3 separate regions of the Homo sapiens genome follow, and regions 1 and 3 are each linked to region 2. A link is a contact called in ENCODE Hi-C or POLR2A ChIA-PET data. All regions are on one chromosome and are shown on one strand. Each heading gives the region's core, a stretch centred on a gene start or an enhancer-like site at or near the end of the contact. The rest is flanking DNA. Distances are from core to core; before and after follow the strand shown. Region 1 has its middle 52 kb from the start of MIR466. Region 2 has its middle 87 kb from the start of MIR466. Region 3 has its middle 130 kb from the start of MIR466.

Region 1 (4,072 bases), core at 25-2,524, 34 kb after region 2:
TTCTTGCAAACCTGTGGAAACACTGAATCCCTTTGCACTGCCTGGAAAGTCATTCTTTGTATTGATTCTTTTTTCTTTTTTCCATTTCTGGCTTGGGGTACAATGAAGGCACAATATATTTCGCCAAATCTTAAAACCTTAAAGCAATTTGTGCATCCAATTTTGGGGCTGCCTTTTTCTTCCAGAAAGTTCCCTGAGGCTATCTCATATAAAATCTTACTTTGAATAACATATTTGGACACATTGATGAAAACATTCCTTTAGTGCATTGCCAGTTGCCAGATTGGAGAAAAAGACTTCAGGAGAAAAGGAGGGAATATTTTAAATTTGCTTTTGACTGTGGCTTCAAGGAGTAATAATCACCCATTACTTTGGATCAGAATCTTCCAATGACTCAAGAGCACATATTTTTATCATTTGCTTTCTGTACTCTCATCCTCTTTATCCCATGTTACTCTGTTCCTGTGAGAGTTGGGGGGCAAGGAAAAAATGTAAGGAAGGGGTAGAGGTGAGAGAATTTAAATGGGAAGTCTGATTCCTTTTTATTTTTTCATAAAGTGCCACACATGCAAGTCCATGAGTATCTCAACAAATCTGTCCCCCACATCCAATGCATCTTTTGTACTGACAAGGAGAGGGGGTTGGAAATGTCATCTGTAGCCAGCTTATATCCTGTCAGTGTTAAGGTTTTATTCTTGTGACTTTATAGTTCTCAAACTCTTTTTAAGGGTCACTGGAGGGTGATCTTTTGTTTAAGAGATGGGTTAGGGGAGGGAGTGGGTTTGTGTGTGCCTCTTGGTCTATAATAATTATGGCTGACATCGAACTTAGAAAATAGGTTAATTTCAAGAAATTCTTTTAATTTCTTAATTAAATAAGAAACAACAACCATTAGTTTATTTTAAAATAAACGTTAACGATTAAATACGAATTTTTAATGTAGATCCCTTTTACTGATTTAGGGCAAAGAGACCTTCTTTCACTAGGAGTTGTTTCCTCTAACTCAGTTCACCTCCTATTGTATCTCATCTCTGGCTTCTGAAATCTTACTCCTATTTTAATGGCTGGCTCAGGATTTCCTGTCTACTGTTTCTTCCATCGCTGATAGAGTTTCCCTTCATCTGCAGCGACCACACATACTCTAATTAACTGCCCAGGATTGCTATGTTAGAGGAATGGGGTGGAATCTAGCAAAGTGTAGCAAATTATTTTTATCTCCTACTCCCTGTTAAGCAGCAGTTGTTATTCTATTATCTGTGTTTTGAATCTAGCTGTTTGATCCTCAAAGTCTAAAAGTAGCTTCTGTGCAGTTTTATGGTGGTATGGCTGTTACTTGCTGCTATAAATTCCTCTGGTTGAGCCACATCCGCTTGCCACATCCTGAAAATACACTCAACTATATTTTCCCATGCACACCTATATATTGTGGCGGCCTGTAGTGACATTGCTTTTTTTTTTTTTTTTTTTTTTTTGAGATGGAGTTTCGCTCTTGTCACCCATGCTGGAGTGCAGTGGCATGATCTCGGCTCACTGCAACCTCAGCCTCTCAGGTTCAAGCTATTCTCCTGCCTCAGCCTCCTGAGTAGTTGGGATTACAGGTGTGCCACCACGCCTGTCTATTATTTTTGTATTTTTGGTAGAGATGGGGTTTTGCCATGTTGGCCAGGCTGGTCTTGAACTCCTGACCTCAGGTGATCCACCTGCCTCGGCCTCCCAAAGTGCTGGGTTTACAGGCGTGAGTCACTGCACCTGGCCAACATTACCTCTATACACATTTATTTTTCCCTTCCTCACAAACCCGCCAGTTCTGAATCAACAGCAAGTACAACATTGCCATTTCTCGCACACCATGCTGACCTTGTTGTTTCTTATTTAGCTAATGATGTGTTACAGTTGGCATTTCACTGGGAGGTTTGCAAGAGTCAGTCTCTCTTTTTCTAGTGCTACAATTAGATTCAACAAGAGAGAAGAGTGCTGTGATGGGAAAACTTTACATTCTCAGACATTATTTCCATCTGGGCATTTTGAAAAGATGAAGAGCAGGCTTGTCATTATGTCTCCATCTGATAATGTGGTTAATGTATCCTTCATAAAGCTCAGCTTAAATAGGGAAAAACAAGGGAATTGCAATGGTGCATTTCCATGACTTCTGATGGCAACACTCTAATTCTTCTGCCTTGTTGTCTTTAAGCAAAGAAGGGAGGAGATGGGAAGAGGAAAAAGAGATAATGTAAAAGGTAGGCAAAGGGAATGGCTTGGATGTGCTCATACCTGAGGCAGGAACAGGTTGAGGTTAGTACAGTGCTATCGAGTTTCTTATGTTACCTTCCTTCTGCTCTTGCTATTGACTTTGCTTTCTCCTAATTCTGGCTTGCTCGTGATTCCTCATGGCTTCTAAAGGTATTTCATGGCCTTCTTTGATGTACACTGTCATCGTCTTCTCTTACTCATTTCCTGTTTCAAATATCTGAGGAAGAGAATCTGACTGGCATAACTTTTTTTTTTTTTTTTTGACAAAGTCTTGCTCTGTCACCAGGCTGGATTGCAGTGGCAAGATCTTAGCTCACTCCAACCTCCGCCTCTTGGGTTCAAGCGATTCTCGTGCCTCAGCTTCCCAAGTAGTTGGGATTACAGGCACATGCCACCACACCCAGGTCATTTTTATATTTTCAGTAGAGACGGGGTTTCACCGTGTTGGCCAGGATGATCTCATCTCCTGACCTCATGATCCGCCCGCCTAGGCCTCCCAAAGTGCTGGGATTACAGGCATGAGCCACAGCACCCGGCCATAACTTGTCTTTTTACCTGTGGCCACTCCAGAGGTCATGGAGAGGCTATGGTTTGGCTGCTCTTGCTTTAGATTTGCACCCCTGACTGAGACCAGAATGGCCAGGCTGCATGGTATAAAACATATCCTCCTGGGGCTACATGTTCTGCAGAGGCTGTGGGTAGGCACATTCTGGGGTATGGTAGGTGGCAGCCATTATCACCTCAGGTTCTCCAACACAGCAGACACAAGCTATTCATGCTTGTAATTAATTTTGTACCCTACATGAACATAAGGCAAAAGAGCCCACAAACAAAGGGATCTAGCAAATGGCAATTGTAGGATGCTCGTTGTTGATACATTTGGTTCAAAACGAAAGGCCTCTGTGTTAAAATCCACAGCAGGAAACAACAACAACTACAAACAAAAAATCCTCAAGAGTGGTTTTACTAATGAAAACATAGATAAACAATCATTTATGCCCTCAGAGAATGAATAAAAGATCAAAGTTGGAATAACAGAACACAGAGACTTTTTTTCCCCTTTTTCTGCTTCAGCAAAAATCACCCAAGGACTGAAAAGTTCACTATTCTATTGCTTCTTGTATATGAATGCAAATGTATATAGGCCAAAATTCAGGTGGGGTTTTTTCCTGCCCCTTGAGATCTACGTAAATTTGCCTTTAACTCTCAAATTCCATGGTCCACAGAGCTTTACCTCCAAGATTTCTGCTACTTTCTAGAATGGGAATGCCAGTAGATGAGTCAGTGTGTCCTGTTGGCTTTCTATACCACTTGGGTTCAGCTACCTCGAGTGTGCCTTTGTTCTGTAATTTGTCCATTCTAGTAGGAAACTGCCATTTTGCGGAGGGTTTCGCCCTCTCCCACAGTCCTGTTTCTCACCTGTCTCTTCCAGGTTTCTCTAGATGGCTAAAGGTCTTCCATTTCTATTTCTTCTCTTTTGCAGAGCAACTCAACTCTCCCTCCAGATTTATTCTCCTTAGTTTTAACTCCTTAGCCCTCAAAAAACCTAAACAGAATTGAGGGACTTCCATTCAGTCTCTATGCTTATAAGGAGGCAGTAGGCATTATATAGTAACTCGCACATAGATAGCAAATAAGCTATATAGTACTTTATAAAAGCCCCCACCAAAATGTGAGATTAGAACCATTATCTCACTGCTGTCAATGAGAAGACTTGAGTACTGAAGTTAAGTGAAGAACTTGGGATCACTACGTAACTAGTGTGGCAGGTTAAATGCCAATGTGAAAGTTACGTTAGGTTCCAGTAGATTCAAGGAATGCC
Region 2 (4,386 bases), core at 1,792-4,291:
CTTAGAGCAATATGGCTCTTCTCAAATGAGAAAGGAAGGATGAGAGTGGTGTTATGGTTATATTCTGAATAACTCTCTGTTTAAAAGAGAGTGATGAAGCAAATTATAACGAATTTAAGTGGTGGACATTTGCAGCCTTTTACACTATTTTCTGGGCTTTCATGAAATGTTTTAATTTTTAAGAAAGGGTAGAAGTATATTGAACAATTATGACTAGCATAGTGTTAAAACTGCAACTTTATGTTTTAGGTAAAAGTCATATGATCATTTCATGTCCTATGTCTCCTTTTGATCCAGAGATTAGAATCCCCTTCCTTGTGAAATAAACAAATCTCAACTTGGCAGTAAATCTTTTCCCCTTCCCTGGATTGGGCTGTTTCAGGGTAGAAGCCTGCAGGTGGAGAAGGCTGAGTGGTCCTGGCTTGCTGCTTTCTGCTGATTCATCCCCTCTTCCTCCACAGAGGCATGGTTTCACTCCCCAGTGATGTGGGGGAGAGGAGGAAAAAGACACAGAGGGAGATGTCTTCTCACTTGGCTGGGTGTCTTAGTGCTAGCCAAAACTGATAGACATTTAAAGCTTGCTATTTCTCATGGTGGCCTCTTTTTGCCGGCTCTGTAGGATATTTTTGGTGGGAATCTGTTTTCTAGGATGCCATTGAGTCTGGTTGTTGTACTTCTATACTAAGTGGTCCCTTAAGATTCCTCCCTCAGCCCCAGGGCATTTAGTGAATCACCTCCAGCTTCTTTCTGCAGAGCTTCCTTGCTCACCCCTCCTCCTCCAAGTATGGGCCAAGATCTAAGGCAGCCTCACAGTGGCTCTCTCTCCTTCCCACTGCTGATATCTGGCATCTACTAACTCAGTTTTCTTTGAGAGGGCATTCCTCAGTGATACTAGAAGCTGTACCCATGACTATAGCTTGTCCTGGCTCTCTGCCCATCCCCCAACAAGTCTGAGCACCCTTAGAGGTTTTTTTCCTTGGGTTTTTCCATTCAGTGCTACCTGCTTTATCCACCCATCCAACTTCTCTGTTTTTGACTCCTACAATTTAATTATTACTTTCAAACTCCAAAGATTGAAGTGGGAGATGAGGAGTGGTATTCAGACTTGTACTGTGTTTTGTTGCATTGCATTATACTGTACTATACTGTACTGTCCTGTTTTTTATTATATTTCTTTCTGCTGCTTATTGGTTTCAGTCTTTATGTATCTGTCCTTCAGTCTAGCAATTGTTTATCTATTTCAGTATTGACTGAACACTTTCAATACTGACTACTATATTCCTGGCCATGTGCTAAGCTTATGACATGCACTATCCCAGTATACACATAAAGAAACTGAAACTCAGAGAGATTAAGTGACTTGGCCAAGGTCATGCAATCCAGGGAAAGGCAAGTCTGGTTGACTCCATAACCCATGTTCTTAACTCCTACACATATTACCTTTCAAGATTGGTGATATGTATAGTGTCTAGGGGTGAGTGGAGGGTAGGGTGGGCTGGAAGAGAAAGGAAACATCCTGTCTTCTTATGTTTTAAAAGTCAAATCCTATTTAAAACAGGTGCCCATTTTTAGGATCATAATTTTTAGCCCTAACTTGTTCATGGCACAAGTGAGGGAGAGTATATGTTTAAAAAGTCAGGGCTGAAAAATTAAGCCTAAGCTTGCAAGCTTGTGAACACACATATAGTTCCATGAGCTCATGTGATTTCTTCAATCTGTTTAGTATACTCTAGAATCATGATTTTATTAATATATTAGTTTCCTGGGTTTGCTGCAACAAATTAACCACGAACTTGGTGGCGGAAGACAACAGAAGGTTGTTTGCTTACAGTTTTAGAGGCCAGAGTCAAATTGTCAGATGGGGTTGTGCTCTTTCCAAGGGCTCTAGGAATCTTTCCTGGCCTCTTCCAGCTTCCGGTGATTCCTGGAGGTCCTTGGCTTATAGCAGCATCACTCCAATCTCTGCTTCTGTCTTCACATGGCCTTCTTCTCAGTGTGTTTCTGTGTTAATTTCTCCCTCTCTTATCCTATAAGGACAGGCCATTGGATTTAGAGTCCACCCTAGTCAAGGATGATCTCATCTTCAGATGCTTACCCAAATCACATATGTGAAGACCTTTGTTCCAAATAAGGGACACGTTCTGAGGCTCTGGACGGACATACCTTTTGGAGGCCACCATTCAACTCACTAGAATAGGTTTACAGTGCTAGGCAATGCACAGTGCCTCTGTCTCTATAATTGTGTGATGCTCTACCTGCCGCTAGCTCTTTCACACATGATGTATAAGGATGAATGAGAGGCCCTGGGAGGCTGTGAGTGTCTGGAAGCCAACACAGTCAGATGGCGTTAAGCTGCCTTGATTCCTTCAGCAGTAGCCGTCTGTCAGTAAATAAAAGTCCAGACGCTTTGCAGAGCTAATGTGTCTTGAAGTACTCACACTCTTTGAGAGAAACTTGAGAAATGGGAAAATTGGGCTCAATATGTGTGAAAGAACTGTATCCTCTTCAGGGGAAAGCCAGTCTATACGTTTCAGAGAGCATTATTATTATACAGAGACACAAACACACAGAAACTAAGTGAAAAATCATATCTGCTAATATGCTCATTCTGGGGACTTGCCCCATTTCCCAGGCAGTTTCACGAAAAACTTTCCCTCTGAACTACCTGAAAAGAATCAATACCCACTGGATGAGTCATCACAGCCCAGGCTTCTTCCACAAACACAGCTGGGGAGGGCTGCTTAATGCAGTGTCCATTAAGGTTAACGGGCACTTCCAATAGGGTTTTTTCACGTTTCCCTTGACCAAGTTCAACTCACACTTCATCCAGACAGGTGAGTACTAAAGACTCATGTTTCATGAGTCCAGCTGCCCTGGTCATTTTGATCAATTCAATTTTTGGTTTCCTGGGAAATGGCATGGATGCCTGACTGTTCAGTGTTTGTCTTCGGGCAATTCAACACATTCAGTTTAGTTCTGCAAATGTGTCATTGGAGACTGTTCAGTGTTGGGATGCTGTGTTTGCCAGGTGATTCTACCTCCTGGGACCACATCCAGTGGGAGCTGGCAAAGTAAACAACCAAAGGTACAAGGGGAAGTGCTTTCCTCCAAGACTGTGCAGAGCTCCATGGCAACCTGCATGGGCAACAATTAATTCTTTAACTTTTTTTTTCTTATTGCAAAAAATAATCAACATTTCTGGTAGAACATACAGATAGGAAAAAAGAGAAAAACCGGAACTACTTATAATCCCATAACACAGAAATAACACTTCTTCACATTTGGTCTGTATCTGCATCTGTATGCATCTTTGTATCTTGGCCTACATTTGTGCCTGTCCCTTTGTCTGTGTGTGTGTCTTTATCTGTAACTAGATCTATATTATGCTTATATTTATCACTATATTTAAATAACATTTAAACATTTCCCATATATGTACCTACACATTTTATTTTATAATCTACTTGTTTACTTAACAGATCATTGCAAACATATTTCCATGTTACATGCATTCTTCTTCAAAATTTTTAGTAGCTGTGTATTATTCTATTGTATGGACAGAAGTTAGTTATTTAACCAATCCTGTACTACTCTGAATTTAATAATTTTATAGATAAATTTGTACATAAACCCTAATTTTGTCCTTAGGAAAACCCCTAAAATTGAAGCCTCAGTGTCAAAGTTAGGTATGTGTATGGAGCTTTTGCCTCAAAGGAGCAAGAAAATTTGCCTGGGAGGGGTTGGGAAGGAGGGAACAGGAAAGCATGACTTTTGAGTTGGGGCTTCAAGAAGGAGCAGAGTGTGGTGGAGGGGAGAGGTGACAGTCTTGGAAGAAGAGAAAAGGGGCAGGCAGGGGACTGCGGGGTGTGTCCAGGGTGCAATCTCTGAGCTCCTGAGTTCTGGGGGTGCTGTTGGGGAGGGCCTGGAGGTGTGGCCTGAGGGTAGCGGAGGAGGAAGGGAAGGGGACACACACACTGCAGATGTATCCAAATCTTTAGGGTTTTATGTTTCAAAGTGCACATTCCTACTGCTTTCCTTCCAGGTTTGAGATTTTCGTCTCTGCCCTCTCCCTTTGAGAATCCCTGTATAATAAGAGGCATGACTGATAGGCAATGTTGCCCATAGGAATAGTGTGGAGGCAGGAAAAGAAGAATCATTGTTAGGAACAGGAGGGAGCCACTGAATGTTTGTGGGCAGAGAAGTGACAGATTCCATGGAATTCACTTAGATATGCTCTGGGCTTCTCAAACCATCCGTGGTGAAGGACCAGCTGTTTTCTGCCTTTTCTCATATATTACAGACTGATATTTTTAGAAACTATAATAAAAAATGAGTTACTAGAAAAATGTAATAAAAAGGTACAAAATGCAAGCACCAATTATTAAT
Region 3 (3,936 bases), core at 1,386-3,885, 41 kb before region 2:
GCAAGTCCAGTTTTAGGCAGAGAGGGAAATTGAGTTTCAGAGAGTTTGAACACTTTGCCCTAGGTCACATGGATGATTAGTGGTAGAAAAAGAAAACTTTAGTTTCTCTGACTGCAAACTTGGGGACTTTTTAGGGCATCAGATTGTTTCTTTAAAAACAGTCAGTAATTGCTTATTTAAAAATAAAGGGAGTGGTCTCTTGAAGATTAATTTTTGTTATATAGCAAGGTAACCCACTTAACATTTAGCAAGGATTTTGTTTTTTACTTCTTTAGCAAGAAACATTAAGCTATTTCCTTGCTTGTGTTTTGAGCATATAAGTTGAGGTAGAGGAATGATTTCTGCCTTATCATGAGTTAAGATCCTTTTTTTCCCCAGACTGACTCTTGGAGAGTCTGGTCTCTCCTTAGGTGTCAGCATTCTCGATTGTTTAGAAAGCAGAAAGCCAGTAACTGTTCATATTTCAGGGTCAAAGAGGCAAAGCTGCCTGTGGCATTCTTTGTTTTCAGGGTCTGAATCCTTCAATTACTCCCCAGGTGTCCTTATTGAGCAGAAAAGGAATGGAGTAAATCTTTTGTACTTCTGTGCTGAAATGGAGATGATGAATTCCAGGTGTGTGGCTACGAATGCTTGGGGGAAGAAAATGGAATAAATAATGATTCTGGTCAACAAGTGATGAGCTCCTGAACTCATTTCTGATTTGGTTCCCCTGGCTGAAGCCATGGAAGAAATGGCTTTCTATAGGAGTGGAGGGGCTGAGGACTTGGACAACAAGCCAAGGGCAGCTGGTGCTGGGGTGGCGGTGGAGAGAGTGGAGGCATCGTTCTCCACAGGATGGTGGCTGCTGTACTTGGAGCTGGACCATACCTGGGCTGGGCTTCACCACCAATAGCCAGCAGTGTCTTGTTCTGACTCAGAAAACACTACTCCAAATCATGGGCTCAGAAGCAACCTCAGAAGCAAAAGTTTTCCTCTGACTTTCTCCTGTCTCTCAGTCCCATTCTCCCCTGAGGCTGCCATAGAAACTAGAATCCCTCTTCCCCAACGTGGGTCATAGAAGCCAGAACCCCTTTACTCCAAGTCCAGCCGTAAAATCTAAAAATATCACTCTAACTTTCCCTTTGCCTTTCTGTGTAAAAACTGGCCATAAAAAAAAATGATCTGACCTGTCTTGTTTGACTGTAGGCCATAAGACCTCCATTCTAGAAGGTCCTGCCCCATACCCAGATTGGAACAAAACAAAACAAAACAAAACAAAACAAAACAAAACAAAACAAAACCCACATGCTCAGAGAGGCCAAGAAGAATCTAGACAGACAGGCCTTGCTAGGTTTCCTTCTCGGGTTCTTAGCATTAGATCACACCCTTTTTGTCCAGTCATATTTCGACACGGCTGTCCATATTTCGTTAAACCTCAGTGTAAAAATGGACCATTTCTTCTGTATCTTTGGGTCTTCATTCTGAAGGCTCCTGTGTCACGTGAAACTATCATCAAATACATTTGTATGCCTTTTCTCCTATTAATCTTCCTCTTTTCAGCAAATCTTCAAAGGGAGAAGGAGAAGTTTTCCTTTGGTCTTTACAGTCTGTTGGTCCTGAAACACCAAAAGCCCACTGTGAGAAGCAGAGACAGCAGAGGCAGGAGTTGGCAGGGAAGACTCCAGTGCTCTCGGTGTCAGTGGGGGAGGTGGGCTGACCCTTTTCTTCTAAGGTTTGTGACCTCAAGGCTCATGTTTTGTAGAGTTCACAGAGAGGCAGTTTCCCAAGAGGGATGATAACATGCTTCATTTCCTGTATGGTAGTAGGGGTAGGCAGGGGGCCTGGCGACGAGGGCTTGGGCCTCTTCTAATTTGACGTGAAGACATTAAAGAGATGGGAACATATTTGTGTTGGAGTGTTAAGAAGCTCTCCAAACCAGTTACAGTCATAACTCTTAGGAAGGAGCTGTTTAGAGAAAATGTTAGCCATGTCCCTGGTTTTCAAATGGAAAGAATCAAGTGTGCACTCTTCTGATTGACCCATGGGATTCCTGCAAGGCCTCCAGAAGAACAATGGCTGGAGCAAAGGGTATAATATTTTAAGGGAAAATTGCTTTTATTCAGGCAAAACTACCAAATTTTGTTCATATTACAAAATAGAAAAAAAAAATCTTGCAGATATTTAATGACATGGAAAATCGTTCTCAACGTAGTGGCAAATGAAAAAAGCAAGTTTATTACTAGGATGTTCAGTGTGATCTCCTTTTGCAACCCTAAACAGATAGATCTCTGCAGAGAAAAAAGTCTAGAAAGATGTATTCCAACATGCTGGCACGTGCTTACTCTTTGTTTGTTGTAATAAAGGGCACTTTTTATTTTTCCATTCTGCCTCTCTGTGCTGTTTGAATATTTTTATGACAAACATGTATTGCTTTTATAGTAAGAAAAATGTGCAACATAGGTTTTTATTTTTAAAAACGGGAAGCAAATCTAAACAACAACAAAAAGCCCTGCTGCCTTTGTGTTCAGGATGGTAGAAGATAGTAAGGCCCTTTCATCTAATGGGAGTGTAGATGTCAGGGCTGGAGGATAATGACTCAGAGCCGGTGGAAATGCGGCCGGTGGAACAAGTTTCAAACAGGAAAGTGCTTGTGGGGTGACCTCTGGGGTCAGCCACAGAGCTTACTGCAGATTCCACCAAAAAAGTAAGAAGATCCAAAAGGGCAAGGCGTAGGGTCTGTCGGGCGGGTGTGTCCCAGTTTAAACAAAGCTGCTTTGATGTGCTTCCCAGCGGGCAGGCACAGGAATGCAAGGCCCTGCTCTGTCTTGCAGCCAAGAGGGAGTTATAAACATCCATCTGCAAGGGAAGATCCATCAGCTCCTATCAACCACACAGGAAAGATTTACAGGTAATGTTTTCCTCCCATACAGAAGTGTGATTAAGCAAATTCTTGGAAGGGTTTGTTGTTGTTGTTTTTGTTCTTTCCTCTTTCCTACACTGTAAATAGAGATGCTTTTTCTCTCATGCCTCGTGATGTTTATAATGACTTTTATAGACACGTACTGATGTTCAGTGCTTACGGTGTGCTTTCCTCACATCTGTCAGGAGAACCAGGCGTGTAGAATATGTAATCCCCCATTCTGAGATAAGCAGGGACAGTTTAGGCCTTAGGGGTCTGGTCTGTGCTGGAGATCGGCTGGCCCAGGGCTCCACCTAGCCCGTCCCCAAGTCGGGGTTGACTATGTGGTGAGGAAGAGAACACACCATGACCGCCATACTTTGGAGCAATGAACTAAGGGAATGCCTTGGGAGGGAATGGGGGTCTGTTTTACCGCCAATTCTCTTTAAAAGCCTTTTTTATTTAGATAGCTGTAATAGGATGCCAAGAGCTTGAGCTGGAGAGGGACAGTTCTGCCATAGACTGGTGGTGTGATCTTAAAAAATTTAGTTAATTTTTCTGAGACTTAACTTTTGACACCTGTAAAACAGATTACCTTCTTGTGTCTGGAGGCTGTACCAAAGTATGTAAAAATAAGGCAGCTAGGAGCCACCTACTCTGGCATTCCAGAGTGGAGGGCTAGCCATGCTACCTAAGCAGGACCTGCAAAGGAGGTGCAAACCCTGTCTGAGAACCACCCAAGAGACAGTGCCTAGAAATATGTGTCCTTCCTTCAGAACCTCAACTGCAGAAACCCAAAGGGGAGAGACTAACACTGGTTCACTCTCTAAGGGAATGAATCAGCTCTGTCTTCTGCTTATTCAGGACACATGGGAGAGGGAACCAAATTAAAGGTTACCTGGGAAGAGGGCTGGTGGGAAGAGAGAGTCTGCGTGGAGTGGCCTGCTGGAAGCCAGGGGAACCGTAGGAGGCTGGGAGGAGGTGACACTGTCCTTATTAAGGAAAAAAACAGGTAAAAAAATCCCAGTGATGGTCTGGGGTAGGGGTAGTGGTGTCTC

What was found. Hi-C counts contacts between places; a loop is a spot of excess contacts on that map. ChIA-PET counts read pairs that join two places held with the same protein, here RNA polymerase II (POLR2A). Pooled maps may share reads with other maps.
Region 1: a loop to region 2 is called in a map of naive thymus-derived CD4-positive, alpha-beta T cell, with 6 times the contacts of the local background. The contact joins two enhancer-like sites. A Hi-C loop is called at or near these places in 6 of 168 maps with a recorded cell type or tissue (B cell, CD4-positive, alpha-beta T cell, CD8-positive, alpha-beta T cell and 3 more), 9 of 37 single-sample maps with no recorded cell type and 17 of 50 pooled maps. POLR2A ChIA-PET finds 5 or more read pairs at or near these places in 15 of 52 experiments (CD4-positive, alpha-beta memory T cell, GM10248, GM12878 and 9 more).
Region 3: a pooled map shows a loop between it and region 2 (3-fold over the local background). The contact joins two enhancer-like sites. A Hi-C loop is called at or near these places in 2 of 168 maps with a recorded cell type or tissue (Caco-2 and IMR-90) and 7 of 50 pooled maps. POLR2A ChIA-PET finds 5 or more read pairs at or near these places in 3 of 52 experiments (WTC11, activated CD8-positive, alpha-beta memory T cell and activated T-cell).

Annotation. Positions count from the first base shown.
Region 1 is chr3:31,211,338-31,215,409 of GRCh38, reverse strand. No RefSeq gene overlaps it. Among named protein-coding and RNA genes, the nearest start is that of MIR466, 52 kb to the right of the region's middle. RefSeq lists an enhancer at 2,063-3,262. Within about 2 kb of position 1,274, at least 2 of the 41 ENCODE cell types and tissues checked have a DNase peak (open chromatin) inside an H3K27ac peak, as active enhancers do; they include GM12878, where a contact is called at or near this core.
Region 2 is chr3:31,246,691-31,251,076 of GRCh38, reverse strand. No RefSeq gene overlaps it. Among named protein-coding and RNA genes, the nearest start is that of MIR466, 87 kb to the right of the region's middle. Within about 2 kb of position 3,041, at least 2 of the 41 ENCODE cell types and tissues checked have a DNase peak (open chromatin) inside an H3K27ac peak, as active enhancers do; they include GM12878, where a contact is called at or near this core.
Region 3 is chr3:31,287,618-31,291,553 of GRCh38, reverse strand. No RefSeq gene overlaps it. Among named protein-coding and RNA genes, the nearest start is that of MIR466, 130 kb to the right of the region's middle. Within about 2 kb of position 2,635, at least 5 of the 41 ENCODE cell types and tissues checked have a DNase peak (open chromatin) inside an H3K27ac peak, as active enhancers do.